2 separate regions of the Homo sapiens genome follow, and region 1 is linked to region 2. A link is a loop called in an ENCODE intact Hi-C map of the cell type or tissue named here. Cell type or tissue: OCI-LY7. All regions are shown on one strand. Each heading gives the region's core, and the rest is flanking DNA. Links, peaks and the distances in the headings are about the cores only.

Region 1 (15,989 bases), core at 4,894-12,893, 62 kb after region 2:
TGATTTCTGCACTTCCATCTGAGGTACCGGGTTCATTTCACTGGGGCTTGTCAGACAGTGGGTGCAGCCCAGGGAGTGTTAGGTGAAGCAGGGCGGGGCATCGCTTCACCCGGGAAACACAAAGGGTCGGGGAATTCCCTTTCCTAGCCAAGGGAAGCCGTGACAGATAGCACCTGGAAAATCGGGACACTCCCACCCTAATACTGCGCTTTTCCAATGGTCTTAGCAAACAGCACACCAGGAGATTTTATCCCACGCCTGGCTCGGAGGGTCCCAAGCCCACGGAGCCTTGCTCACTGCCAGCACAGCAGTCTAAGATCGAACTGCAAGGTAGCAGCAAGGCTAGGGGAGGGGCATCTGCCATTGCTTAAGCCTGAGTAGGTAAACAAAGCGGCCCAGAAACTCGAACTGGGTGGAGCCCACTGCAGCTCAAGGAGGCCTGCCTGCCACTGTAGACACCACCTCTGGGGGCAGGGCATAGCTGAACAAAAAGCAGCAGAAACTTCTGCAGACTTACACGTCCCTGTCTGACAGCATTGAAGAGAGTAGTGGTTCTCCCAGCACGGAGTTTGAGATGTGAGAACGGACAGACTGCCTCCTCAAGTGGGTCCCTGACCTCCAAGTAGCCTAACTGGGAGACACCTTCCAGTAGGGGGCCGACTGACACCTCATACAGCCAGGTGCCCCTCTGAGACAAAGCTTCCAGAGGAAGGAATATTTGCTGTTCTGTAATATTTGCTGTTCTGCAGCCTCCGCTGGTGATACCCAGGCAAACAGGGTTGGAGTGGACCTCCAGCAAACTCCAACAGACCTGCAGCTGAGGGTCCTCACTGTTAGAAAGAAAACTAACAAACAGAAAGGACATCCACACCAAAACCCCATCTGTACGTCACCATCATCAAAGACCAAAGGTAGATAAAACCACAAAGATGGGGAGAAACCAGAGCAGAAAAGCTGAAAATTCTAAAAATCAGAGCGCCTCTTCTCCACCAAAGGAACGCAGCTCCTCGCCAGCAATGGAACAAAGCTGGACGGAGAATGACTTTGACAAGCTGACAGAAGTAGGCTTCAGACGATTGGTAATAACAAACTTCTCTGAGCTAAAGGAGGATGTTCAAACCCATCACAAAGAAACTAAAAACTTTGAAAAAAGATTAGACGAATGGCTAACTAGAATAAATGCGTAGATAAAAGCTTAAATGACCTGATGGAGCTGAAAACCATGGCACAAGAACTATGTGATGCATGCACAAGCTTCAGTAGCCGATTCAATCAACTGGAAGAAAGGGTATTAGTGACTGAAGATCAAATGAATGAAATGAAGTGAGAAGAGAAGTTTAGAGAAAAAAGAGTAAAAAGAAACAAACAAAGCCTCCAAGAAATATGGGACTATGTGAAAAGACCAAATCTATGTCTGATTGGTGTACCTGAAAGTGACAGGGAGAATGGAACCCAAGTTGGAAAATACTCCTCAGGACATTATCCAGGAGAACTTCCCCAACCTAGCAAGGCAGGCCAACATTCAAATTCAGGAAATACAGAGAACACCACAGAGATACTCCTCGAGAAGAGCAGCTCCAAGACACATAATTGTCAGATTCACCAAAGTTGAAAATGAAGGAAAAAATGTTAAGGGCAGCCAGAGAGAAATGTCAGGTTACCCACAAAGGGAAGCCCATCAGACTAACAGCAGATCTCTCAGCAGAAACTCTACAAGCCAGAAGAGAGTGGGGGTCAATATTCAACATTCTTAAAGAAAAGAATTTTCAACCCAAAATTTCATATCCAGCCAAACTAAGCTTCATAAGTGAAGGAGAAATAAAATACTTTACAGACAAGCAAATGCTGAGAGATTTTGTCACCACCAGGCCTGCCCTACAAGAGCTCCTGAAGAAAGCACTAAACATGGAAAGGAACAGCCAGTACCAGACACTGCAAAAACATGCCAAATTTTAAAGACTATCGAGGCTAGGAAGAAACTGCATCAAGTAACGAGCAAAATAACCAGCTAACATCATAATGACAGGATCAAATTCACACATAACAATATTAACCTTAAATGTAAATGGGCTAAATGCTCCAATTAAAAGACACAGACAGGCAAACTGGATAAAGAGTCAAGACCCATCAGTGTGCTGTATTCAGGAAACCCATCTCATGTGCAGAGACACATATAGGCTCAAAATAAGGGATGGAGGAAGATCTACCAAGCAAATGGAAAACAAAAAAAAGCAGGGGCTGCAATCCTAGTCTCTGATAAAACAGACTTTAAACCAACAAAGATCAAAAGAGACAAAGAAGGCCATTACATAATGGTAAAGGGATCAATTCAACAAGAAGAGCTAACTATCCTAAATATATATGCACCCAATACAGGAGCACCCAGATTCATAAAGCAAGTCCCTAGAGACCTACAAAGAGACTTAGACTCCCACACAATAATAATGGGAGACTTTAACACCCCACTGTCAATGTTAGACAGATCCACGAGACAGAAAGTTAACAAGGATATCCAGGACTTGAACTCAGCTCTGCACAAAGCGGACCTAATAGACATCTACAGAACTCTCCACCCCAAATCAACAGAATATACATTCTTCTTAGCACCACATCACACTTATTCCAAAATTGACCACATAGTTAGAAGTAAAGCACTCCTCAGCAAATGTAAAAGCATAGAAATTATAACAAACTGTCTCTCAGACCACAGTGCAATCAAACTACAACTCAGGATTAAGAAACTCACTCAAAACCACTCAACTACATGGAAACTGGACAACCTGCTCCTGAATGACTACTGGGTACATAACGAAATGAAGGCAGAAATAAAGATGTTCTTTGAAACCAATGAGAACAAAGACACAACATACCAGAATCTCTGGGACACATTTAAAGCAGTGTGTAGAGGGAAATTTATAGCACTAAATGCCCACAAGAGAAAGCAGGAAAGATCTAAAATGGGTACCCTAACATCACAATTAAAAGAACTAGAGAAGCAAGAGCAAACATATTCAAAAGCTAGCAGAAGGCAAGAAATAACTAAGATCAGAGCAGAACTGAAGGAGATAGAGACACAAAAAACCCTTCAAAAAAAAATCAATGACTCCAGGAGCTGGTTTTTGGAAAAGATCAACAAAATTGATAAACCGCTAGCAAGACTAATAAAGAAGAAAGGAGAGAAGAATCAAATAGATGCAATAAAAAATGATAAAGGGGATCTCACCACCGATCCCACAGAAATACAAACTACCATCAGAGAATACTATAAACACCTCTATGCAAATAAACTAGAAAATCTAGAAGAAATGGATAAATTCCTGCACCCACACACCCTCTCAAGACTAAACCAGGAAGAAGTTGAATCTCTGAATAGACCAATAACAGGCTCTGAAATTGAAGCAATAATTAATAGCCTACCAACCAAAAAATGTCCAGGACCAGACGGATTCACAGCCGAATTCTACCACAGGTACAAAGAGGAGCTGGTACCATTCCTTCTGAAACTATTCTAATCAATAGAAAAAGAGGGAATCCTCCCTAACTCATTTTATGAGGCCAGCATCATCCTGACACCAAAGCCTGGCAGAGACACAACAAAAAAAGAGAATTTTAGACCAATATCCCTGATGAACATCGATGCAAAAATCCTCAATAAAATACTGGCAAACGGAATCCAGCAGCACATCAAAAAGCTTATCCACCATGATCAAGTGGGCTTCATCCCTGGGATGCAAGGCTGGTTCAACATACGCAAATCAACAAATGTAATCCATCATATAAACAGAACCAAAGACAAAAACCACATGATTATCTCAATAGATGCAGAAAAGGCCTTTGACAAAATTCAACAGCCCTTCATGCTAAAAACTCTCAATAAACTAGGTATTGATGGGACGTATCTCAAAATAACAAGAGCTATTTATGACAAACCCACAGGCAATATCATATGGAATGGGCAAAAACTGGAAGTATTCCCTTTGAAAACTGCCACAACACAGGGATGCCCTTTCTCACCACTCCTATTCAACATAGTGTTGGAAGTTCTGGCCACGGCAATCAGGCAGGAGAAAGAAATAAAGGTTATTCAATTAGGAAAAGAGGAAGTCAAATTGTCCCTGTTTGCAGATGACATGATTGTATATTTAGAAAACTCCATCGTCTCAATCCAAAATCTTCTTAAGTTGATAAGCAACTTCAGCAAAGTCTCAGGACACAAAATCAATGTGCAAAAATAAGCATTCCTATACACCAATAACAGACAGAGAGCCAAATCATGAGTGAACTCCCATTCACAATTGCTTCAAAGAGAATAAAATACCTAGGAATCCAACTTACAAGGGATGTGAAGGACCTCTTCAAGGAGAACTACAAACCACTGCTCAACAAAATAAAAGAGGACACAAACAAATGGAAGAACATTCCATGCTCATGGACAGGAAGAATCAATATTGTGAAAATGGCCATACTGCCCAAGGTAATTTATAGATTCAATGCCATCCCCATCAAGCTACCAATGACTTTCTTCACAGAATTGGAAAAAAACTACTTTAAAGTTCATATGGAACCAAAAAAGAGCCCACATTGCCAAGACAATCCTAAGCCAAAAGAACAAAGCTGGAGGCATCACACTACTATACTACTTCAAACTATACTACAAGGCTACAGTAACCAAAGGCTACAGTAACCAAAACAGCATGATACTGGTACCAAAACAGAGAGATAGACCAATGGAACAGAACGGAGTCCTCAGAAATAATACCACACATCTACAACCATCTGATCTTTGACAAACCTGACAAAAACAAGAAATGGGGAAAGGATTCCCGTTTAATAAATGGTGCTGGGAAAACTGGCTAGCCATATGTAGAAAGCTGAAACTGGATCCCTTCCTTACACCTTATACAAAAATTAATGCAAGATGGATTAAAGACTTAAATGTTAGACCTAAAACCATAAAAACCCTAGAAGAAAACCTAGGCATTACCATTCAGGACATAGGCATAGGCAAGGACTTCATGACTAAAACACCAAAAGCAATGGCAACAAAAGACAAAATTGACAAACGGGATCTAATTAAACTAAAGAACTTCTGCACAGCAAAAGAAACTACCATCAGAGTGAACAGGCAACCTACAGAATGGGAGAAAATTTGTACAACCTACCCATCTGACAAAGGGCTAATATCCAGAATCTACAAATAACTTAAACAAATTTACAAGAAAAAAATCAAACAACCCCAACAAAAAGTGGGCAAAGGACAAGAACAGACACTTCTCAAAAGAAGACATTTATGCAGCCAACAGACACGTGAAAAAATGCTCATCATCACTGGTCATCAGAGAAATGCAAATCAAAACCACAATGAGATACCAGCTCACACCAGTTAGAATGGCGAAGTCATTCTAACTGTTCATATGGACCAAAAAAGTCAGGAAACAACAGGTGCTGGAGAGGATGTGGAGAAATAGGAACACTTTTACACTGTTGGTGGGACTGTAAACTAGTTCAACCACTGTGGAAGACAGTGTGGCGATTCCTCAAGGATCTAGAACTAGAAATACCATTTGACCCAGCCATCGCATTACTGGGTATATACGCAAAGGATTATAAATCATGCTGCTATAAATATGCAAAGGATTATAAATCATGCTGCTATAAAGACACATGCACACATATGTTTACTGTGGCACTATTCACAATAGCAAAGACCTGGAACCAACCCAAATGTCCATCAATGATAGACTGGATTAAGAAAATGTGGCACATATACACCATGGAATACTATGCAGCCATAAAAAAGGATGAGTTCATGCCCTTTGTAGTGACATGGATGAAGCTTGAAACCATCATTCTGAGCAAACAATCGCAAGGACAGAAAACCAAACACCGCATGTTCTCACTCACAGGTGGGAACTGAACAATGAGAACACTTGGACACAGGGTGGGGAACATCACACACCAGGGCCTGTCATGGGGTGGCGGGAGGAGGGAGGGATAGCATTAAGAGATAGACCTAATGTAAATGATGAGTTAATGGGTGCAGCACACCAACATGGCACCTGTATACATATGTAACAAACCTGCACATTGTCCACATGTACCCTAGAACTTAAAGTATAATAAAATATATATATAAACAGCTAATAAGCACACGCAAAAATGCTCAATATCATTAGTCATTACAGAAATGCAAATTAAAACCACAATGAGATACTACTACACACCCACCAGAATGGCTATAGTCAAAACGACAGACAATATCAAGTGTAGAATGGGATGTGGAGCAACTGGAACCCCCTCATACCCCAGAGATGGGAAGGTTAAATGGTACAGTCACCGTGGAAGGCACTGTAACAGCTTTTCAAAAGGTTAAATATACATCTACCATATGTCCCAGGAATTGCAATTCTAGGTGTCTACCCAAGAGAAATAAAAACATTTGTCTACACAAAAACTTGCATACAAATGATTATAGCAGCATTATTCATAATAGCCAAAATGTAGAAACAACTCAAACGAACATCAACTGGTGAATGAGTTAACAAGATGTTGTATATCCATATAATGAGATACTCAGCAACAAAAAGGAACTACCAATGTACATTACAACAGTGAAAAGGGTCAAAAACATGCTAAGGGAGAAAAAGCCCGTCACAAAACCCTATATTAAATCATTCCACTTATATGAAATTTCTAGCAAAAGCAAATGTATGAAGATAGAAAGTGGATTAGTGGTTGCCCAGGACTGGGGGTGGGAGAAGAGACTAACTGCAAGTGGGCACAAGGCCACCTTGTGCTGTAATGGGCATGTTCTATAAACATGGATTACGGAGATGATTGCACAACTCTACAAATTCACTAAAAATCAATGTATTTACAATGGATGGACTTTAGATATGTAAATTATACCTCAGTAAAGTTATGGGCTCAGTTCAGAGGGCAGATCTTCCAGTCATATTCATGATGAGTCACAGGCAATCCAAAGATAGAAACAAAATGGAGAGAAAGAATACATTTCCTTCTTCTTCAATTTTATTTATCAAAAGCACTTTCTTCAGGTATCTCAAAATTTAAAGCTATAAGCCAGGCACGATGGTGCACACCTGTAGTCCCAGCTACTCTGGAGGCCAAGGCAGGAAAAACGCTTGAGCCCAGGAGTTTGAGATCAGCCTGGGAAACATAGCAAGACTCTATCTCTCTTTATTATTTTTTTAATTAAAGCTAAAATACCCAGATCTCTTTTTTTAATTATTATTAATTTCTGAGACAGAGTGTTGCTCTGTCATCCAGGCTGGAATGCAGTGGCACAATCTCAGCTCACTGCAACCTCCGACTCCTGGGTTCAAGCAATTCTCCTGCCTCAGCCTCCGAAGTAGTTGGGATTACAGGCGCCTGCCACCATGCCCAGCTAATTTTTGCATTTTTAGTAGAGACAGGGTTTCATCATGTTGGCCAGGCTGGTCTCAAACTCCTGACCTGAAACGATCCACTCACCTTGGCCCAAAGTGCTGCAATTACAGGCATGAGCCACCATGCCCGGCCCCACATCTGTTAAAATATGATTTTGCAGGCAGTTTGCCTGGAGGTTAAGGGTTGGAACTGTGGACTCAATCTGTGTGTAAAACCCAGCACTCCTACTTACTAGCTGACTTTAGCATGTTACTTAGACTGAGTTTCAGTTTCTTGTTCTGATACAAAAAATTAATACATACTACAGAGTTGTTTTAAACTAGCACACTATCTATTAACAGCACATGGTAAATACTCAACAAATGCCGATGTTATTTTTTTATTATCAACACATCATCATTACCATCACTATGACTGTAGTTTCCTTGGGAGACTTGAAAACTTGACTGATATGTGTATGTTCCTAATGTACATTTAGTGCTTCATCACTGCTATATTCAATTTAATTGACTGCCCAAACATAACCATGTTCCCTTATAACCCTCATTCCTTATCTTAGGGACCTTATACTTTGAAATAAAATCCCTGGATCATTTCACTAACAGAACAAAAGCTGTGCTATTCCCTGGCTAAAGCAAGATATTTTCCAATTCAACCATAGGAAAAAAACATTTTTAAAAGGTGCAGTTTTTGTTTGTTTCTAGGATAGGAGAACTGGACAAAGAAAAAATGTCAGCATCTCCTCAGAGAAGCCTGGCAAACAGGGGAAATAACACTAAACAAAGAAAGCCATGTGCAGAGGACCTGGCACAGGAACACAATTGCCAGGCCTTGCACCCGAGAATCACCAACACCTGCAGAGTAAAGCAACGGGCCACGTACAGTGCTGACTGCTTCCTGGGTGACAGCTGAAACCCAGCCAAGTTCAAAAACCCCTCATTGTGGGTGTGTGTTTTTGCTTTGTAACATCTATATGAAAAGGGAAGGGAAACTGCATGGGGTAAACTTTCTATTTTGTAAGACAAGCGTCTTCTTGTTCTCTTTTTCTTTTTCTGGTCAGTGAGTGGAAGGACAGAACCCTGGAAAAATACCTGTGCACCAAGCAAGACAACCCCATCACTGATGTCAGGAAAAGCAGAGCAGTCACCTCTGGCTTGCCCAGCCCACCTCACTCGCCCACCAGCACACACTGCGACTAAAGAACCCCACTTTAGCTGACTGGAGCATTCTTCCAGCCACACACCTCAAAGATCATCTGGGAAGAGATACCACAACACGGCAGGGGGCCGGGTGCCTGTGCCAGGGAGGGACACATGCTCTTCACTCCCCACACTTGCTGGTGAGCCACAGAAGCCCTGTGACCTCAGCACACTCAAGGGAAATATGTCATGGGGCTTACCCTTCATGAGGACCGCTCTAACTTAGCATCCAAGAAAACCTCACAGCCCCTGTGGGGACTTCTCCTGGGCACCACCTAGCTCCTGCCTTAGTAAAGTGTGGAGAAAACCAACTTCCTCACAGAAATGTCTTTTAGAGCCAAATGTAAGTGTCCCTGAAATCAAGTAGACAATGATATTCCTATCATTCTGGGCCTGTCCTTGAAAGTTGTCTCTGTTGTTTTCTTTCCACTAGAAAGTCATAGACCCTGAGACCCAAAAAGGCCCACAGGGATCTAGAGAGGTGAAATAACTTACTAAAGGCCACAGAGGATGGAAGTGGCCAGGCCAAGACTAACACCCAGCTTTATCCACAAAATCTGGAAAATGCTATCAGGCTATCTTCGACCCAGAAAAGAAGCGCTCACAAGAAGAATATCAAGGGAGGCTAGTCCAGACTCTGCAGCTAGTGTCAAAGTTCAAATCCAGTTCTGTCCCTTACTAGGGCACGTAACCTGGGCAATTTCCTTAACTTCTGTTTTCTCTTCCATTAATAAGAGGATAATAACAGCATCAACATTACAGAGCACTCCAAGCATGAATGTATCAATACCGAGAGTTTCTATATGACTGATCATCCTCCTCCTCCTCATCATCATCCTAAAACAGACAGGGGAATGAGAGTAAAGAAGGGATGATAGGAAAAAAAGGTAGAAAGTGAGTGTATGGTCACTAAATAAGTAGAGCATAATTTAACTTCAAAAAATTCAAAGACATGTCTAGGGTCATATCCACAGGGGTTAGTGAGAACATAAAAGCAAAACGTATTATAAACCATTAGGTACAGTATGGCTCCAACTATGTTAAATATTCATACCCACATGTATATACATACTTCCAGAAGAAAGTGAAATAAAATGCATGAAACATTAATTCTCTGGGCACTGGGATTAAGGTTGATCTTTATTGTCTTCTTTATTACTTTTATTTCCCAAATTTTCCACAACAGACATATATTGCTTTAGAAATCAAAATAAATGTGGGTTTTAAAGGCTGTTTTTATTTTTTTATTTTTATTTTTATTTTTTTGAGACAGGGTTTCACTGTTACCCAGGCTGGAATGCAGTTGTGCGATCACAGCTCACCGCAATCTCCACCTCCCAGGCTCAGAAGCAATCCTCCTGCTCCAGAGCCCCCACCACCCATAGCTGGAACCACAAGTGCATGCCACCACACCCAGCTAATTTTTGTATTTTTGAAGAGATGAGGTTTCATCATGTTGCCCAGGCGGGCCTTAAACCCCTGGACCCAGAGCCATCTGCCTGCCTCCGTCTCCCGAAGTGCTCACAGGCAGAGCCGCAGCGCCCAGCCCAAGGCTGTTTTTTAAAAGAAGAAACTTGATACCAGGCCAGGCCTCAAATGGCAAAAGGGCTATTAGGTAGAATCCCAAGAGGCAGGGGCTGTGTTTACTCAGACAGCCAAGGGGGAAGTGCCTGTGTCTGGGAAGAGAACAAGACTTAGGGGGAAGGGGGAAGCTTAACCACGAAGCTTATGCCTGAGAGCATCAGGCCAGGGAAGGACTCTGTAAAATAGGAATAAATTCCAAAAGAAAATAAAACAGAAGTGACGACATCAGCAGTCCCTAGTTAAAAGAAGAAGAAGAAGAAAGAGAATCCTGGAGCAAGCCTCTGCGCAGATAATTTTTTTTCCCTGGCTGGAACAGAAGATCAGTCACCAAAACTAAAAAGCAAAAGATCCAAGTGGCTGAAAAAAGGAATTATGGGCTCCCACTGGGGACAAGACTTGCCTGGAAGCCCATCTGAGGGCTTGCTGCCCTATCCTTCACATCTGAGATTATCCCCTGATCCCAGCCAAGACCAGGGATTTCCTGCTTTTTGGCATCCAGATGCGAGAAATAGATCTGCTGACTCTGAGATCACTGACTGACACTAGCCAGGGCCCAGAGAGAACGCCGCCGTGGGGTCTAAGATCGAGTTCACCTGGCATCTTTCTCGGCACGTATCTTCCTGGCTTGTCCTCAGTCTCCACTCCTCTCAGTTTGAGTTCCCACCTCACCTCTTTTGCAGAGATTCCTTGTAGCTCATATGAAGGAGTGGACAGAAGACACAGAACAGATAGCAGAGAGAAGTACTGGGGGCCTCCCAGCTCTTGTTCAGGGCCCCACTTTCCTCTGACAAGCATGTTAAGGTTTATCCAGATTATCCCTCCAGTTCCCCTATTTCACAGATGAGGGAAATGAGACAGAAAAAGGGGGACTGTATGTCTGTGCCCATCAAAGTCAGATGAAATGATACACTGTCTTAAGACCATCTGATTCGGGACCTTGCCTGAGGTCACAAATCTTTGTAGTGACAGAGCCAGGACAAGCACATAACTATCCTAATGGCTGCTCCTTCCTTCAGCACTGTGGCTGCCTACGAGCTGGACTGCAGTCTCTACTGCTCACTAGAAAAGTTCCAGTCCCCCAGCAGGCACAGGGGCTCCAGCAGCCGCGGCGTGTCCTTGTCCTCCTTCGGGGGGCTACAGCGGCATCCTGTCTGGGTCCAACGGATTGCTTGCGGGCAACGAGAAGCTCACCATGCATAACCTCAACAACTGCCTGGCCTCCTACCTGGACAAGGTGCACGCCCTGGAGGCAGCCAACAGCAAGCTGGAGGTGAAGCTCCGTGACTAGTACCAGAAGCAGGGGCACAGGCCCTCCCACAACTACAGCCACTACTACAGGACCATCGAGGACCTGCGGGACAAGATTCTTGGTGCCACCATTGAGAACGCCAGGATTGTCCTGCAGATCAACAATGCTCAACTGGCTGCAGATGACTTCTGAACCAAGTTTGGTTTGAGTGTTTGGGTGCTGGATGAGGTGACCCTGGCCAGGACTGATCTGGAGGCACAGATCAAAGGCCTGAAGGAAGAGCTGGCCTACCTGAAGAAGAAGCATGAGGAGGAAATCAATGCCCTGAGGGGCCAAGTGGGAGACCAGGTCCATGTGAGGGTGGATTCAGCTCGGACCTGCCAAGATCCTGAGTGACAGGCAAAGCCAATATGAGATCATGGCCAAGCAGAACTGGAAGGATGCTGAAGCCTGGTTCACCAGCTGGACTGAGGAACTGAACCAGGAGGTCACTGGCCACATAGAGCAGCTCCAGATAAGCAGGTCTGAGGTCACTGACCTGCAGTGCACCCTCCAGGGTCTTGAGATTGAGCTGCACTCGCAGCTCAGCGTGAAAGCTCCCTTAGAAGGCACACTGGCAGAAACAGAGGCATGCTTTGGAGCCCAGCTGGTGCAGATCCAGGCACTGATCAGCAGTATTGAAGCCCAGCTGGGCGATGTGCGAGCTGATGGTGAGTGGCAGAATCAGGAGTACCAGCGGCTCCTGGAGCAGGAGATCGCCACCTATCGCAGCCTGCTTGAGGGCCAGGAAGATCATTACAACAACCTGTCCACCTCCAAGGTCCTCTGAGGCTGCAGGCTCTGGGGCCTCTGCTCTCCTCAAAGCACGTCTCCTGGGTAGGAGGATGGGAAGGAAGAGACCCTTACCCCTGGTTCTTCCCCTGACCTGCCAGCAAAATTTTATGGCTCAAGGGAAGAAAAAAAAAAAAAAACAAGAGCAAAGAAAAGTTCCAGTCTAATCCCCAGGCTCCTCTTGGGCAAATGTCAACACATAAAATGATCCAGAAGGCCAAGTCAAATTACGGTGTAATGGACAGGGGTGCCTCTTCACATTGCCTAAGGGACAACTATAACAGAAAACATCTCAGTCAAAAAGGTGACCCTGGGCCAGGCGCGGTGGCTCACGCTTGTAATCCCAGCACTTTGGGAGGCCGAGGCGGGCGGATCACGAGGTCAGGAGATCGAGACCATCCCGGCTAAAACGGTGAAACCCCGTCTCTACTAAAAATACAAAAAATTAGCCGGGCGTAGTGGCGGGCGCCTGTAGTCCCAGCTACTTGGGAGGCTGAGGCAGGAGAATGGCATGAACCCAGGAGGCGGAGCTTGCAGTGAGCCGAGATCCCGCCACTGCACTCCAGCCTGGGCGACAGAGCGAGACTCCGTCTCAAAAAAAAAAAAAAAAAAGGTGACCCTGCAATGTGGATTGCCAGGACCCACAATGAGCCAGAGGGGTTGGCACCTTTTCAACACGGGCCTGCATTCCTGCAGGTCCAGATCCCAGAGTGTACTGTATCCAACGTGCCTGTGGCTAGCGTGTGTCTACAGACTCTGGAACCACACTCCTTGGCTTCCAACCCTGGCTCCAGCACATACTCTGTGACTTTTGGCCAGTACATTAACCTTTCTGTGTCTCCATTTCTCCTTCTGGAAGGTAAGCATTAAGTATCTCCTATCTTTAAAAGTTCCTAAGAAGTCTACATCCTAGGCCACCCTATATGTGCACACCCAGCAGCCCTTTCTGTCCCCTTTGAGCCCAATCTGAGGGAGGACAGGTCCCTCTCTCAGCCTCAGAAAGTGAATGATGATGGGATTCAACCTTTTCTTTGGTTTTCTCCTTCTCTTTGGCCAGTGACAAGTCAAAGGCAAGAATAACTCGGTTCTCACTAAACAGGGAGGTCAGCAGGGAAACTTTCCTTTCCCAATAAAAAGACATAGGTTTGGCCAGGTGCGGTGGTTCACACCTGTAATCCCAGCACTTTGGGAGGCTGAGGCAGGCGGATCACCTGAGGTCAGGAGTTCAAGACCAGACTGGCCAACGTGGTGAAACCCCGTCTCTACTAAAAATACAAAAATTAGCCGGGCATGGTGGCACATGCTTGTAATCCCAGCTACTCGGGAGGCTGAGGCAGAAGAATCGCTTGAACCTGGGAGGCAGAGGTTTCAGTGAGCCGAGATCATGCTACTGCACTCTAGCCTGGGCGACAAGAGCAAAACTCCATCTCAAAAAAAAAAAAAAAAAAAAAGACATAGGTTTATGCAAAGCGTATTAGGCCATTCGTGCACTGCTATAAAGGAATACCTGACACTGGGTAATTTATAAAGAGAAGAGTTTTAACTGGCTCACTGTTCTGCAGGCTGTACATGCATGGCACCAGCATCCTGAGCACAGCTTCCAGGGAGGCCTCAGGGAGCTTTTACTCATGGCAGAAGGCAAAATGGGAACAGGCATGTCACATGGCATGGCGAATGAAGGAGCAAGAGTGAGTTGGGGCAGAGGTGCCACAAACTTAAACAACCAGATCTCCTGAGAACTCACTCACTATCACTCACTATATCAAGGACAGCACCAAGACATGAGGGATCTGCCCCATGACCCAAACACCTCCCACCAGGCCCCACCTCCAACACTGGGGATTAGATTTCAACATGAGATTTGGGCGGGGACAAATATCCAAACCATATCACACAAAAGAAGCCTTTTGACCCTTCCACTGCCTTTAGTGCTGCTATAGCAGCCATCTGCCGCCATGGGGAAAGAGCCAGGAAGGCCAAGAGGATCTCAGCCCTGAGCACTAACACTGTCCTGGTCTCTGTGCCCAGGCCAGCCTCCACTTATTCCAAGGATGACTGTGAGGAATGTGGACCCCTGCTTGTTTACAGTACTGTTGGATAACTCTTCTTTTGCTTGTGGCCAAATGCCATCCTAATAGGTCAACTGTATAAGTTTATTCTCATTAAAAAAAAATAAAATTTAAAATCATGTTCTCCAAAAAGTTACTGAGTAAAAGTGATGTCGCAATATCAGTATGACTCATGGCATTGATTTTTGTTCGTTTGTTTTTTGTATTTTTCTGAGACAGAGTCTCACTCTGTCTCCCAGGCTGGAGTCAGTGGCGCAATCTCGGCTCACTGCAACCTCCTCCTCCCGGGTTCAAGCGATTCTCCTACCTCAACCTCCTGAATAGCTGGGACTACAGGTGTGCGCCACCATGTCTGGCTAATTTTTTTGTATTTTTAGTAGAAATGGGGTTTCACCATATTGACCAGGCTGGTCTCGAACTCCTGACCTCGTGATCCGCCCGCCTCGGCCTCCCAAAGTGCTGGGATTACAGGCATGAGCCACCATGCCTGGCCGGCATTGTTTTATACACACACACAGATACAGAAATATAGGGATGTGTGTGTATATACATTATATATACACACACACACACACACACACTATATATGGGTGTACATGTCACATATATTTCCTAGCTTTTTCCACTCAGGCGGCCTTGAAGCTGTGATGTCCCTACAGCAACAAGCACACTTAGTATCTGGATCTTGGTTTCTAAATACCATCCTCCAGATGACCTCCAAGAGACCAGTGTTCCTTGAAGAAATGGCTGGCTCAAGAACTGCAGCAAGGAAAATACAAGATGAACCTGGACATCTTAGAATGCCAGAAAGCAAAGGAGGTGCTTTTTTTAAAAAGGAAAGGGTGAGAAAAGGAAAAAAGAAGAAAGATGGGGCATGTCAAATGGACGTATAAGCCAAACTGAAGGAGTTCCCAATAGCCAAAGCTGGAACAAATTAGAGGGAAAAAAGGGGGGATAGTAGTATAAGATCATAGAATAAAACAAATATCTGTGAGCCTATACTGAAATAAATAAGTGACTAAGTAAATATAGCAAAAGGGACAGATCTTCCTTACAAAAGAATTCCAATTAATAATTATAGAAAGAATTAGGAAAATAGAAAATCACCTGTATTTCACTGGAGCAGAAATGTTTGCCCTAAAAAAAATTATGGCCTTCAGTCTTCCTGGGAATGATCAGCTGTTGCACTTTCGGTGACAGCAGGATTATGGACATTAATACAGAACTTTACAGTTTATAAATTTTTTTTTAAGAAAGAAAAGAAGAAATCATGATTAAACACCATAGTAATAACTGCTTTAACAAGATCCACTGATGAAGATAAAATTAATGTGTGAAACTTTATGGAGAAACATTATCTGCACAACCTTAAAATATCTCCTAGCTGAATACTAATACAAATATTAATTACTGTGGTGGTTTTAAAATATGTCCACAGACTCTTTGATACTCCTCCATGAGGTGGAACTTAATCCCCCCATGCCCTGAGTATGGGCTGGACTTGGTGATTCCTCTCTACTTAATCAATGATGGAAAGGGAAAGACAGTAACCTTACAGTAGTGAAACCTAGCAGACATGAGACATCACCAGTACCAAGCCATCTTGACATCATGTACTCCTTCAAAGGACGCAGTGAGAACAGCGTA
Region 2 (15,989 bases), core at 3,354-11,353:
AAGGCTAATGTGTGTGTTCGTGTCTTAGTTTATAACAAAAAATTGAAACAGTAAAAATATAAATAATAGAAAAAAGCTTACAGAATAAGGATATAAAGAAACTATTTTTTGTATAGCTATCCAATATATTTGTGTCCTAAGTGTTATTATGAACGTGTCAAAAGTTTCTTAAAATTTATTTTTAAAGTTACAGTAAGTTAAGGTTTATTATTAAAGAAAAAATTTTAAATGAATATAGTGTAGTCTTAGTATACAGCGTTTAAAGTTTACACTTGTGTGAGTGGTCACATTCACTTACCACTCACTGATTCACCCAGGGCAACTTCCAGTCCTATAAACTCCCTTCATGGTAAATGCCCTATACAGGTGTGCCATTTTTAATCTTTTATAACCCACTGTGTTTTTACTGTACCTTTTCTGTTTAGATATGTGTAAATACACAAATACCACCATGTTACAACTGCCTATTCAGTATGGTAACACTTTGTATTGGTTTTTAGCCTAGGAGCAACAGGCTACAGCATATAGTGTAGGTGTGTAGTAGGCTATGCCATCTAGGTTTGTATAAGTACACTATGATGTTTACACAATGACAAAATTGACTAACGATACATTTCTCAGACCATATCCCTGTTGTTAAGCAATGCACGACAGTGCAGTAAGGGCTCACTTCATGTCATCAACAGGAAACTGCAACTTTCAGTGAAACAACATATAGTGAAACTGATTTTGCCACAGGCTAATTGAGATCAACAAGAGCTAAGTTCTTATGGCATATTTCTGATCACAAAAAAAATCACAAAACTTCTAAATAAAAACCAAAACATTTATAATATTAAACACTGAAATACATGTGAGCTATACATACATTTAAGTAAGGTTAATAAACACAAGGAAGATAATTATTTGCCCAGTTATTCCTGTTTCAGGGTCAAGGGTAGCTGGAGCCTGTCCCGGCAGCTGAGGCTGCAACATTGGGACCCATCCTGGACAGGATACATCCCCTAGCAGGGTGCACTCAGACCCACACCCCCACCACACACACCCCTGCCACACACACACACACACACACGCTCTCTCTCTCTCACTCAGGCTGGGACCACATGCCAGTTAACCAAACATGTACATCTCTGCGATGTAGGAGGAAATTGGGAGACCTGGAGAAAACCCATGCAGATGTGGGAGGATGTGCAAACTCCACACAGACAGGGGCCCCAGCCAGGAACAGACTTTCTCATCAAGGTGATCATGAAATGACACCGATTGAAATGACATCATTTGAGGACTTGCTGTATATGGATCAGCTGGAAATGCTGTACAGGCCACTCCGCCTTCTTATGACCAGGGTGTGAGAATTCAGCAACGCCAGCAGCCTCCATCCCTCCAGTCTTACGTTATGGAGGATTCTGTGGCCTGCGTGACTCTAAGTAAAGTTAGCTCAATGCTATGGCTACAACACTGCTGCTGCACAGGCCACAGGAGAGCCTTTCATGCAAGGTGTTTGTCTAAGCGGCTGAAAGCTGGGAGCTTGGGCCTCTCCAGCGCAGTTTACAGCACAGGCTGTGTGCCTGCTTGGTCATGCATGTTTGTCCCCGTAGCAGGATTGGTTTGAGAACTGCTCTTGCTTTCTCCTTTCACCCTTACAGAGGTTGTGGAGTAGAGATCTGTCATCACTGGAGGCTCCTGGTATCAACCATACATAACCTATTAGCTGTGAACCACTAAACTGGCTTAGGTCAGTTTACCACAAAGGCTGTGTATGCCTGAACTTCAGCAGTGATTATCTACAGATGGTGGGATTATACAATTCCAACCCCCACCCCCCAACTCCCTTTGTGCTTATCTGTTTTCTAATTCTTCCTATAATATGTATGTATTTGTACAAGGTGGGTGGGTCACTTGAGGTCAGGAGTTCAAAACCAGTCTGGCCAACATGGTGGAACCCTGTATCTACTAAAAATACAAAAAAAATTAGCGGGGTGTGGTGGCAGGTCCCTGTAATCCCAGCTACTTGGGAGCCTAAGGCAGGAGAATCTCTTGAACCCGGGAGGTGGAGGTTGCAGTGAGATGAGATCCCACCACTGTACACCAGCCTGGGCAACAGAGCAAGACTCTGTTGAGAGAGAGAGAGACAGAGAGAGAGAGAGAGAGAGAGAGACGGAGAGAGAGAGAGAGAGAGAGAGAGAGAGAGAGAGAGAGAGAGAGGTATTATTTAAATAATAAATAAATAACAAGAGACTTAAGTAAACTGCACAGACAGCACTGTCACCACCTACTGGCAAAAACAGAGAAAGACCATTGTAGGTGAACGCTGACTGCTTAACAGCAGAGAAGGCGGCTTGCAGTTAGACTTTTCAGTTTCCAGTTGTTTTTAACTTCGAAGTATAACATCTGGATTTTAGGGAGGGGAGAAGATCACTCCTCTTGAAGCATGTTACCTTGAAAGAGTTCTGATTTTCAAAAGCAAAATATAGTTCTGCTGACCATGGTTTAAGTCTGAGAGAAAATCATAGTCCCTGCTATGTATCAGTTAGATACAGTAAGTATCTAACTATGATGCCACCGCAGGCAGCAGCTTCAAATGAGAAGCCAAAGGCTGATCATGGGTTATAACAAGTATAAGTCATTTTAAAGGTCTCGTTCTTTGGATGCTTCTAATTAGGCAGTTGCCAAAACTGATGCAATCAGTAAGGCCATAATCTCTCTGGTCTTATGATTTCTGCTAAATTTCTAATGGGGACCTAAGAGTCCAACCGCAGTTTGGGTTCTATAAGCAAAGCAAACTCGGCACAGACACAAACAGCGAGAAAGGCAGCAGTTACGACAATGTTGCAACAGGCTAACTTCTTTCCAGGCTGATGCCTGGGGCACAGGAGCCTCCCTGTGTCCAGCAGCACTTGAAGTGTGGATCCCTCCACAGATGACCTGCCTGTCTCTCCTCTGCCAACCCCTGTTCTCCTCCTTGCCCAACCTCTGACACCACCTATCTCAGAAAATGGGGAGGCTGCTGCCCCCCAAATGCTCATCCTGCCATCTAGGAGCCACTGCCCTCAGACCCCTCCCATCCCTATTCTGTCTCCAATGGAAGAAACTACTACAGAAACACCCTCCCCCTAGTACCCTCTACTCCCCCAACCATCTCGTTCTCCTATGACATCCCTTATACAGTGCTCACCATATCTAGAAATTATTTTCACAATCTTTTTTTTTATAAATATGATACTTGCAATCCCTATTTGAAATAAAGGGAAAACAACACACAAATGCTTTTTACTTTAGGGTAGTATGCATGACACATCTGCATTTGCACTGGGGACCAACACACACACACACACACACACACACACACACACACGCACACACACAAGAGTGGGACCAACTGCTCTCATATTATTCACACAGGAGGCAAACAAGATTTTACTGGCAACTTTTTTTTTTTTTTTTCCAGACGGAGTCTCATTCTATTGCCAGGCTGGAGTGCAGTGGCACAATCTTGGCTCACTGCAATCTCCGCCTCCCAGGTTCAAGAGATTCTCGTGCCTCAACCTCCCAAGTAGCTGGGATTACAGGCACACATCACCATGCCTGGCTAATTTTTGTATTTTTAGTAGAGACGGGGTTTCACCATGTTGGCCAGGCTGCTCTTGAACTCCCGACCTCCAGTGATCCACCCACCTCAACCTCCCAAAGTGCTGGGCTTACAGGCATGAGCCACCATGCCCAGCCAGATTTGGGGGCAATTTTTAAAAATCATCATCTATTTGGGGAAAAGATACTTTAATCTCAAAAAAGAACATGCTATCAGAATGACAATGAACCAACTTAGCTTTGGGAGAAACTCACTTCATTGCATTTACTTTGTCATGGTCCTGCACTAGTTTGGGGATGGACTCAGGAGTGCATCTTGGACTCTAGTGACCTTCTAGGTAGTTCCAAAACTTCAAACACTTCAAAAACCAAAATTTCAGTAATTCAAGAACCACTAATATATCATAACTGTACTACTATTTCCTTAATATTTCTCTTAAATATACTCACATTTTTACTTATATAGTTTTGTTTTAAAAGGAGACTTTGTGTCACTTCCATAAAAGAAAAATCAATATCATGTGTCACAAATAAAAGGTAACCTATGAATAATGCAATAGAAACAAAACATGTTATTGAAGTCCAGTTAGACAGTGTTGCTGGCTGAGGCCTGATCTCACTGTGTAGACCAGGGAGGCTGGCAAGTGGTCAGCAGTGATTAAAGACCATCATCAAACCATGCTTTTCTCTTTAATAACATCAGAGGGATTGAAAGTAAATTGAAAATAAAAGTACTTTCACTCAAGGTGATACAATATTATCCAGTGCTAGACTCAGGTCACATCTAAAGTCATCTCCAGTGGTTCATATCCCACTCTTAGAGTAACAAGAATCATGATACTTTGGTGCATGAATATTGCTAATTCATCCAGCCATTTGACACATTTATTGAGCATCTACTACACTCCGAGCACTGTACACAACAGAAGAAGGAATGAATAAAACAGGCATGGTATTTCTTGCAAACCTTCCAGTGGTGAAACATACATTAAACAAATGGTTACACAAATTATATTTGTGTATATTTGTGTTGTTTTACATACATGTAAGCATACTGTGTGCATATATCTGATATACATATTATATATATGTGTGTGTCTATATGCATCAATTTGGTAAGTGGTTTTGTTTGTTTTGAGATGGAATCTTGCTCTGTTGCCCAGGCTGGAGTGCAGTGACACAATCTTGGCTCACTGCAACCTCCGCTTCCCAGGTCCAAGTGATTCTCCTGCCTCAGCCTCCTGAGTAGCTGGTACTATGGTTGTGTGCCACCACGCCCAGCTAATTCTTTGTATTTCTAGTAGAGATGGGGTTTCACCATGTTGGCCAGGCTGGTCTCGAACACCTGACCTCAAGCAATCTGCCTGCATCAGCCTCCCAAAATGCTGGGATTATAGGTGTGAGCCACCATGCCCAGCCCAATTTGGTAAGTGTTGTAAAGGAAAAATACGAGACGTTATGGCATGGTTTCACAGTAAGACCGTCTTTAGGTAAGGGGCCAGTAAAGACATATAGATAGGAGGATGTAACAATTAAACTGAAGCCTAAAGGTAAACAAACTTTAGCATGTTGAAAGGGTGGGTAACCTCCACACAGAGGTAATGATGTAGAAAAGGTTTGGTTCCTTTGGGGAACTGGAAGAAAGATATGTGCTGAGAGGGCAGCAAGCAAGAGGAGGGTGGAATCAGTGGGCAGGGGGTGGGACAGGGGTGGCGGGGGGGAAGCAGTCTCCTAACCTTTGCCTAAAGGGACCAGAAACTTTCTAGTTCTCTGTGGAAAGATCTTCCATCTTTGTATATCACCCTATAAATGTTTCCTAAAGAAAAATCTGTCTGTTGTTTTCACACACTAATAAATCAGTTCAACACTTTTGCATCATGTGCAGAGGAAGTTTAATTCCTCCTCCATGTGACAGCCTCCAAGTATCTGGAGATGGCCAAGTGTTATTCCAGAACTTTCCCTTCCAGGATGAACACCGTCAAAGTTCCCATGCTCCCTGTTGTCTGTGTCCCTCTTAAAAGGAAGGGTGGCTGGGAGCAGTGGCTCCCACCTGTAATCCTAGCACTTTGGGAGGCCGAGGCGGGTGGATCACCTGAGGTCAGGAGTTCATGACTAGTCTGGCCAACATGGTGAAACCCCATCTCTACTAAAAATATAAAATTAGCTGGGCGTGGTGGTGGGCACCTATAATCCCAGCCACTTGGGAGGCTGGGGCAGGAGAATTGCTTGAACCCGGGAGAGAGGTTGCAGCCAGCTGAGATTGTGCTATTGCACTCCAGCCCGGGCAACAAGAGCGAAACTCCTCTCAAACAAACAAACAAAAACAAAAAAAAGAGGAAGGCAGATTTTCCAATGTCCATTTGTGTTATGGGACTTGAATTTCCTTCTCTGCATATTCTTTGTTTCTAACTGCCTTTCTGGAAAACACCCAATAAGTTATGGTCAGGCCTGAATTCCTTGAGAACTAGGAAATTCTCAAATGCATGCCATCAAAAATATTTATTTCTTCTTTCATGTCTCTTTCCTGCACCTTGGAAGGCAAATTCCATTCGTAGAGGGGAGGGAGGGGGCGCTAAGGAACTTTTTCAAATAATGGAATGATGGCGAACATTCATCTATGCTAAACTCAAAGACATGCCCAAAGTTTGTGATAGAAAATTTAAATACAATATTTACTATTTGAACTGATGTTCCATTTGTGGGTACAGGAATGCTACATTCAGGGAAGGTGAGAATAATGCAAAATCCCCACTCTTGACTGCTGTGGCTACAGACCCAGATTCCCCTGAAGTGAGGGCAGGGTACTGGGGTGGTGCTGTGTAAGCAGGGCACTCTGCCAGGCTCGGATCACACATCTCCTCTTTGAAACTGGTGTGGAAAAAGACACATGAGAGCTTCATGAATAATACAGCAGCCCTGACACGCTGAATGCACATTTCAGCCAAATATATGCACATTTCAACCAAATAAGTTGGTCTCTCCACATCCCCACCCTTTCCTCTCTCCTCCCTCCCTTCAGTGCTCTTTCACCACTTTCGCCAGATTTCTAGGTTTTCTTGCTGCCTCCTGTTGCAAAGTGAATTGTCCCAGGGAAGGAGGGCTAGCTTCCGGATTCCCCCCGTTGCACCTAAAGCCTTCTCCTCCTCTGCCGGCCTTCCAGCTCCCTGACTGCAGCATTGCCCATTAGGCTTCATCAGAGGAGGCTGTGTGTGGCCCAAGGGCAGCAGGTGAAATTCAAAGCAGACAAGTTGCTTCTCCGCATCAGTGCTGATATGTTAGAGGCAGGCAGCCAAAGAAAATGAATATAATAAAGAAAGTCTGGTTTAAGAGCATCTGTTGCTTTTCTTGGAAAATTCTACCCTTTACGCATTAGCCTGCCCATAAGAGCTCTACCTCTGCACATAATCGGAAGAAATAATATTCAAAAAAAGTTTTCAAATACGGGTGTAATAACAATGCAAACAGCATTAAAACTCAGCAGAGTGTAGTGCCGGACGCAAGGTTCTCTCTCATGGGGAGTGCCCCTTATGTAAAGCAGCAGGAAACTGTGCTGGCCATAAAATTACCAACTCCTGAGGGAAGAGACCACATCTGCTTATCTTTACGTTCCTTCAATGGTTGATGCAACGTACCGATTAGTTGTTCAACAAAATATGTTGCATGAATTTGATTCTTAAGAAGAATAACATATACAGGCACTGAAAATAGTTATCTTCTGGGTGGTAGAGCGAAGGTGATTTTTATTTCTGTCTTTGCCTTTTCCACATGTTCCTGATTTTCTCCAGTGAACATGAATATATTTAGTGAGAAAGTTATCAGTAAGAAGGAGATTTTTAGAATTGGAAGGGACCAGAGAAATTAGTCCAATTCTCTTATTCCTTACATGTGGAAACTGAAGCTCAGAGAAGCTAAATGACATGTCCAAAGCCATGTAGCTTGTTAAGGAGAAGGCTGAAAGAAAACTGAGGCCATTCATGTTTCTCGGCCTACTGCCTTTCTTCCCCTATACATATCCTTTGCCTTTCCTGAAAGACAGTTTAGGTGAGACTCTAATCTAATGTTTTGAAAAGGCTTGGACCCAATTTAAAAGCAAACTGTGCTATCCAGTGAGCTTATTCCCCACAGAAGACACTATCTTAGAAAATGCAAAGCATAATTTAAAAGTCATTAAGTAAAACATCCTCTGCTGCTGTGACAGCAAAACGTTCGGCCACTCCTTCATGACAGATGGCCCCATGCATTGACACACACCTCAAAATAGCCTCTGCAAGGAAGCTTAACATCCGAGAAAGGCGGAATAGTGAATGTCACAGAAAAGGGAGAGTTTGCTTGTGGGTTTGCATCTCCAGAAGTAAGAAGACTTAAGAGATATTTACTGTGGGCTCATCTTCCACCAAACTTTTATTGATGTGTGAACTTGAAACTTCTTATCATAAAAATTTCTAACATACAAAAGAGAGAATGTTAAAATGGATTCCATGTAACCAGAGTACAGCTTTATTAATCATTAACTTAGGGTCATCCCCCCAGCCACTGCCTCCCTCCCCATGGGTAATTTTGAAGTCAATCCTGAACATTATAACATTTTATTCATGAGTAGTTTAACATGTACCTCTAAAAGATAAGGACCTTTGTTTAACATAAACATTCAAATGTCATAATGCCTAAAAAATTGATAATAAATCCTTGATACAGCCAAATAACCCGTTTGTGCTCCACTTTTCCTGATTACCTCACAAAAATGTTTAAGGCTGGTTTAATTTGTCAGGCACTGTGTATTATCTCAGTTAATCCTGACAATAACACTATATGGGGGCTGTAGGTAGCCTGGGGGAGCAAGACACATGATCAGGTTAGAGATGTAGGTGGGAGCCTCACTCCCCCAGGCTCTAGACACACTTGACTTATTTTCTTTCTCCTTCAAAAGCCAAGCAGGTGCCTACTTCAGGGCATTTTCATGTTTATTTTTCTTCCTGGTCTTTCCATAGCTGTGAACTCCTCAGAGATCACCCCTGACTGCCCAGTCACTCTCTATTAAAATACCCTGGCTATGTTCCTCAAAACATTTGGTACTATCTACAATTCTCTTGTTTGTTTATCTGCTTGTGTTTCTTTCCAACAGAAGAGACGCTCCATGACAATCGGCTCCTCATCTGTGGAGCTGAGGCTTCTGTACCTACAGCCCTCAGCACAGCCTCTGGCAATGGTAAGTGCTCCATGGTTGTGTGATGCGTGGATTAACATATGCCTGCAAACACAACAGGTATTTGTTGAATGAAATAATGCACACACGCACACATGAGAAAAAGAACAGCCTTGTTTCTGCTGAGCTCCACTCTTGGGCTCTCAGGCACTTGGCCGAGGCCTTTAGCCAAACTGCACTTTTATTACTTTCTATTGTCAACGGCTTTTTATAACTACAAAGGCAGTATGTGTTCACTGTAGAAAATTTGGGAATCCACAACAAACACAAATTTGAAGATTCAAAGAGCCTAGAAATAGCCACTGTTGACATTGTTTTTATGCACATATTATGCAAAATTGGAGTCATGGGATTCTTATTGATTTGTGATCTACTCTTTTCATTTAACAATGTGGCATTAATATTTCATAGGTCACTTAACTCTCTTCTAAAATGCGTTGTTTCAAGGCTGCATTGCATTCCATTGTACGGCCAGACAAGGTTGTCAATAACACCACATTACGGGACATTTCACTTGTTTCCTTTTCTTCTTGGCTACCATAAAAAATAACAATAAACATTCTTGCGTGCTTATGCACATTTCCATTATTAGTTTCTCCAGATAGATTCCCATAAGTGGACTTGCTTGACAAATTGAAATACAAATTAGAGCATTTGTAAGTATTGCTAAATTGATCTCTAGAACAACTGCATCAATTAATACTCCCAGCATCAGTGTTTAAAGATGTTCATCTCCTTTTCCCTTTACCAACAATGGATGCTAATATTTTTTAAAAATCTATAACACTATAATCTATCTTTTTAATTAGATCACAGATTTCTTGCGAGCCCTTTCTTTTACTTCTGTATTACTCCCGATATATAGCAGGCACTCCTTGTGTATGGATAGATGAACTGCATGAATTTTGTCAAGGATTACCAGGAAAAACATTGAGCAACATGAACAAGTTGTCTTTTTCCTGTTTCAAGAGCTCTCCTGCCCAGTTTACATGCGCACCTGAGCACAGTCCTTCTTCCCTGCTAAACCTTGCTGAACGTCCTTTTGCCTTTGGTTTGGGAATGTTGGGCGCACATCCCACCAGATCCAGCTCTCCCTCCCATTTAGCTTCAGCAGAAGAGGTGGCAGAATTACTAATTTTAGCTGACATGATGTTTACTGCTGCAAGTATCACTAATTAATGATGTAACCGCAGAATAACAAGTCCCAGATTTCCCTTAGCAAAGCAAAACTGAGAGTAAACCCCACACTGGACCACTCCACAGCATCCGAGCCTACCAACTGGAAAGAGACAATCACCAGGGGCTCAATCTGACCCAGAATTTGTGCTAGGAGAAATTTAACCCCATAATGCCATGTTAAAGAGCTGCCTGCTACCCACTCACCCCATGTGCAGATCCCAGCTTGTCAGCCCTCAGGGAGCCCTCAGGGAATAGGACCAGGTCTTGTTTGTTGGTACAGCCCTGTGCCCAGCATTGCTTGACATATGGTAAATACCTATTAAACATCTGGTGAATACACAGACACCAAAGAGAGGGAACAGACGATGAAAAGATTCATGGAAGCCTGGGCAGGGAGAGGGCAGGGTGAGGAGTATTCTCTGATGTTCTTCATTGTCATCCACATGGAGTAGAGCAAATGGACACTCAGGGAAGAAACAGCTGGGGCCACAGCTGGGCAGCTATATAGCTTGTAAATTCTGGGATCTGGATTTGGTCTTAAGTCAGAAACAACTTCATTCCCTTTGCCTGTTCTATGCTGCCTTCCAACTCTAGAGAAAAATGTCTAATACCCTCCATCTGAGAATTTGTGTTCAATAAATGTTTATTACAATTTTAAAATTAAAATGTCTTGAATAATCAACTTATATTCCAGCTATTGTGAAGACGTTCTCACAGCAACATTTTCCCTGAAATGGCCCTTATATGCTAAAGTGGGCCCTATATGGTAAAAAAAAAATATATATATATGGAAGTGAGAACTATTGTCTGCCTACACAAATTGACAGTAAAATCATAGATTTTCTGGGCTGGAAAGACAGAGAACAAAATGAACAATAGACTCTCCAATGCATTTTTGTTTTTTAATGCACATCTTCTTTGGCTGGAGATAAGAGTTAACCATTTTAGTAACACTGAATGCCAATAACAGCTTATGTGCAAATACAGCAGAAGGAGCTATATAATTCATTTATTCATTTATTTGGTGTTAGACACTACGGAAACAAAAACAGTATGTTCCTCCCCATTCTCATGAAGCTTACTGTCAACCAGGGAGATCCACAAGCACTCTATCACAACAGCTAACAGAGGCCTGTGCCCACTGGGTTACAGAAGTGCTTTACCAGGCTTCTCAAGGAGGTGAGAAAAGAAGGAATTCAGAAAAACTGAGATGAAACAAGACTTATGCTAATTGAAAATATATTAATAATACTAACAGTTATCCATTTATTGAGTGGCCTACTATGAACGCAGTACTAATAACAATTCATTGATTACAGCATTTTGGGAGGTCAAGGCAGGCAGATCACCTGAGGTCAGGAGTTTGAGACCAGCCTGGCCAACATGGGGAAACCATATCTCTACTAAAAACACAAAAATTAGACAGGCACGGTGGTACGCGCCAGTAGTCCCAGCTACTCAGGAGGCTGAGGCGGGAGGATCACTTGAACCCGGGAGGCAGAGCGTGCAGTGAGCTGAGATTCCGTCACTGCACTCCAGCCTGGGTGACAGAGCAAGACCCTGTCTCAAAAACAACAACAACAACAACTACAAAAAAAAAAAAAAAAAAAACTCATTGAGGGGGAATCTATTATCTCCATTTTACAGAGGAAGAAACTGAGGCTTTGAGAGTTTAGTTTACCCAGCTCATAAGGTCCTAAACAAGAGAAGAACAATCTGGATTAGAGTTAAAAACTAGCATATAACAGTCATTGTCCCAAATGTCACTTGAAAAATAGGTGCACATCTTCTATTGAGTATCTATTGCTACATAACAAATTATCCCAAAAACTTAGTAGTCTAAAACAACAAATATCCTTTATCTCAAAGTTTCTGTGGGTCAAGAATTCAGAGACAGCTTAGGTGGGTTGTTCTGGTTCAGGATCACTCAGATTTGCAGTTCAGATGCCAATCAGGGCTGTGTTCATCTGAAGGCTTGACTGGGGCTGCACAATCTACTTCCAAGATACCCCACTCACATAGCTGTTGGCAGAAAGCCTCAGTTTCCTTGCCATGTGGGCCTCTCCATAGGGTTGAGTGTGAAGCCGTATGGCAGGTGGCTTCCCCAAGAGCTAGTAATCTAAGAGAGGGCAAAATAGAAGCCACAATGCCTTTTACAATCTAGTCTCCAAAGTCTAGCAATATCACTCCTTTAACTTTCTATTAATTAGAAATGAGTCTTCAAGTACAGCCCATGTTAAGGGGAAGAGAATTAGGCTCCATCTTTCAAATGGTGGAGAATTTGTGGTCATGTGCTAAAACCATCACTCTAGCTCAGACTGGAAACTAGAATTGAGTAGGGGGATCCTATCTGGAGAAAAAGGTTTGTGTTTCAAAAAGTAGTGGGTAGTAAATAAACTAGCTCTTGAGTGTTGAAAAAATAAGATGGTATCCACAAACCAGGCAAAGGAGGTTGCTCATCTACCAAGTGCATAAGTGGAATTTTTTTTTTTTTTTTTAGACAGGGTCTCACTCTGTTACCCAGGCTGGAGTGCAGTGGTACGTTCCCAGCTCACTGTGGCTTCGGGCTCCTGAGCTCCAGTGATCTTCCTGCCTCAGCCTTCTAAGTAGCTAGGACTACAAGTGTGTGCCACCACACCAGCTAAGTTTTTTTTTTTTATAAGATGGGGTCTCACTATGTTGCCCTGGCTGTTGTCAAACTTCTGGCCTCAAGTGCTCCTCCTGCCTCAGCCTCCCAAAGTTCAAAGTTCTGCATTACAGGTGTGAGCTACCACACCTAGCCATGGTGTAATACTTTTAGGAAAAGAGGTTGGCGGCTTGGTAAAATTCATAGTTTTAGGAAGAGAAACATGAAGTTTAAAAATACTTTTTGGTTATTAACTCTTTTTATTGTTTTCCCTGCCTTTGAGCAAAAATTCCTTTGAAAATGTCAATTTACTTATTAGATATGCCTTAAGAAAGGGGTTTGGGCTACAAAGACAGGTGGGAATTAGAATCTCTGGTGGACCAGAGGAAGTGGGGATGGTTGCAGGGATCAAAGGGAGGGAGCACAGAGGGGAGAAAAGGAAGAGCAGGGTCTCCTAGGTAAGCTGTTTCCACCAGAAATTCTCCTTCAGGGCTCTCCTTGGCATGTCCCAGACTTCTGAACATTCTGTGCTCTGTTCAAAAAAGGAAGGCTCTTCCTTTTCAGAGCCTAGATAAATTAGATAAAATGAACTTCCTAGCATAGAAAGCTGAATGTCAAAAAAATCAATTCACATGACCTTACCAATGCAAAATACAAACCATGAAATGGTCTTAACATATCGAAGGCAGCATTTGCACTGTGGAGAAAAAGATAGACAGCAAAGCCCAGAGCCAGCCCAGCATCGCCACTGAACGGAAAGCGCTGCGGTGGGGCCTGGGCTGAAACCCAAGCGCCATCTATAACCAGCTGCGACACCTTGGGAAAATTCATCTTTCTCAGGTGTGGTTTCCTTTTTGTAAAGATAGGGGTACTAGTAATTTCTTACAAGGTTGTGAGGGTTTAATGAGAAACGTAAGAGCTCAACGAATGTCAACTATCATTAATGCATGATAGGGACTAAGACATGAAGTTAGCCATTAGGAGTAAAATTAAAGAACATGTGTTCATTTTCTGCATCTCAATGTATGGTTTTATCTTGAACACTGTTCAGAAAGCAAATGGTAAATCACTGCACCTTCTCTCCCTCCTTCAACTTCCCTAACTTCCCATCCCTTCGCTCTCCAGGGAAAGGGGAGGGACCTCATCACTCAGATCAGACATGGAGAAACACAGAGAGCTGCTGTTTCCCGAATCCCAGCAGCATTTCAGAGGCGGTAAGTCCCGGGAAGGAGCCATGGCAGCGGCTTCCCATGGCTCCTGAATTCCGTCTTTCTGAAACCACGTGTGTGTGTGTGTGTGTGTGTGTGTGTGTGCATAGCAATAGCCCTATTCAACAGCAGCTTTTCCAAATCCCAGAAATTAGGCACAGGGGAGCCACTGGGGGACTCCTTGGAATTCTAGGGAAAGGGACCCCAGGAGAGGTGTAAAGGTTGGTAAGGACCCTCTCTGGAGCAAAGGGTGGGAAAATCATCCCCACATGGCTTTTATCTCCTAATCAAGCCTCACGTCTCAAACCACAGAGCAACACAAGCTCATGACCAGCAAGGCTGAGGTTGTTTCCAGCAGCACAGTTCTTGGGCCTTTAAGAACAGGAAAACCAATATGCATTAGAAGGTACATAAGAAGGTACCTGAAACACACTGATGAAAGAATAATTGTCAATTCCCATATTACATGGCCAAATGCCAGTAGATTAGATGACTGCTGTGGTCCCTCATACCCATTTTCCAGCAGGGAGCTATTGCCCAAGCTTGGTCAGAACCCTGCAGTCAGAAACAGGTTAAAATTCCCTTTCCAGATCTGGTCCTGTAGCATCCCATCAGGGAAATACTCCCTGATGCTCCTGAATACCTTGCCAGCCAAACAGGTACCTTTAGGCCCACACAGCCTTACCCATTTAATAACTGAAGCACTTTTCTAAAAGCTGCCAAGCCCAGTTTTATTAAGGGTCCAAATATAAAACCTTCATCAACTATTCATGCCTCTCAGGGGCTTAACTGGGACCTTTCAGAGAACAGTGTGAGAGACTCGGTACTTAGTCACAAACCCTGCCTAGGAAATCAATTTATTCTGGATTCTTGGAGGAAGAATAGAGCATGTTGCTATTTACTTTTAATAACAAAACCCCTTGGCGTCTCAAGCCCATCTCTTAGTCAAAGAGAATTGTTATTCATCATTACAGGGTAAGGTCTGACCTTAAAAGCCTGCCTCCACTGGACACATTCCTAGATATATACATGTCGGGGAACCTCAGATGGACCCTCCGTGGAGTCAGGAGAGACACCATCACGCACCCATCAGGCTTCTGTCACTGATTCAAGGCCATCAACTTCTGGCCCTTGTCAAGCAGCTGGAATTGTTTTTAAGTTCTCGCTGTGCAATACTTTCCTCAGCCTCAATAACCAACGCCACCACTCAGTGAGCCTTATTCTATGCCAGGCACTGCTCTAAGTCCTTTTGGGTATCATCGCTTTTGTTTTTCACCACTACCCTGAGGGGCAGGTTCTATAACACCCCCATGTTTTACAAATGCAGAAACTGAGATACAGGGGGATGGATAAGGAAGCTGCCCAAGGTCCCACAGCTAATTAAGTAGGAGAGCTGGGATCCAAACCCACAGTCTGGCCCCAGAGGCTGTATACTTGCTGCTGTGTTATTCAAACCTGTTTGCTGTATGGGTTTCAGGGTTTTTTCGTGCCATTTAAGGATGAAGCCCCTCTCTCCTTTGGCATCTTAGCAAAACACTGGTTTGGCATTAGATGGTAGCCATCTAATACTTGCTCAGTGGCCATGCCTTAGCTGTTTCTACACTGTAAAGAACTGCCACTTCATGATTCTTTTTTTTTTTTACTTAATGTTGACTCTTTCAGCTTTCTTACCCTAAATGGTATTCTAGTGATGATCAAAGCTTCATTTCCCTTAAGAAGCAGAATAAAATAGTAGAACATGGATTTTGAAGACAAAGAGAAGCCCTTCTACTACTTCAAGATGAGTTACCTTGGGCAAGAGAATTAACATCTCTGAGCCTTAGCCTCCTTGCTCATGATATGCAGGTGGCCATATTTACCTTTTAATATTATTATGAGAAAGAAAAGATATAAAGTATATAAATGACCTGTTACATGCAATAAAGAGTAACTCCCTGAGGTTCTTTCCTGTTCTAAAAGTCTGTAACTACCTTTACTGCTTGGGTGATTACATATCCCCAAGGAAGAAAAGATTTGGGTTTACTGGCTTGTTTCCATCAAAAGCATGTCTCTCGGGTGTAGAAAATCAACAGTTACTGACATCTACCAGTTCTGTAGTCTCATGCTAAATTCAGGGGACATACATTCCAGGGAGCAATCAGATGCACATGCGGGGGGAAGCTAACAAATAATTCCACAAGCAAAT

The links. A loop is a pair of places that touch in the nucleus more often than their neighbours do. Peaks named below come from ENCODE experiments on the same cell type or tissue, not always from the same donor. Only the 100,000 strongest peaks of a DNase experiment are listed, where the experiment ranks them.
Region 1: a loop joins it to region 2, with 8 times the contacts of the local background. A loop is called at or near these places in 2 of 110 quality-filtered maps.

Annotation. Positions count from the first base shown.
Region 1 is chr12:94,822,888-94,838,876 of GRCh38, forward strand. It overlaps MIR492 (microRNA 492), which reads left to right and starts at 11,511; the gene lies at 11,511-11,626. It also overlaps the pseudogene KRT19P2. RefSeq lists enhancers at 8,112-8,161, 8,312-8,521, 8,532-8,741, 10,912-11,413, 11,414-11,913. In OCI-LY7, for the core only: no CTCF peak of the experiment used is centred there; DNase peaks (open chromatin) are centred at 7,584, 8,304 and 8,754; H3K4me3 peaks cover 1,921 bases; H3K27ac peaks cover 4,156 bases.
Region 2 is chr12:94,762,124-94,778,112 of GRCh38, forward strand. No RefSeq gene overlaps it. Among named protein-coding and RNA genes, the nearest start is that of MIR492, 64 kb to the right of the region's middle. RefSeq lists a silencer at 396-445 and enhancers at 766-825, 8,398-8,957. In OCI-LY7, for the core only: no CTCF peak of the experiment used is centred there; DNase peaks (open chromatin) are centred at 6,508, 6,818, 7,118, 7,828 and 1 weaker place; H3K4me3 peaks cover 2,683 bases; H3K27ac peaks cover 4,065 bases.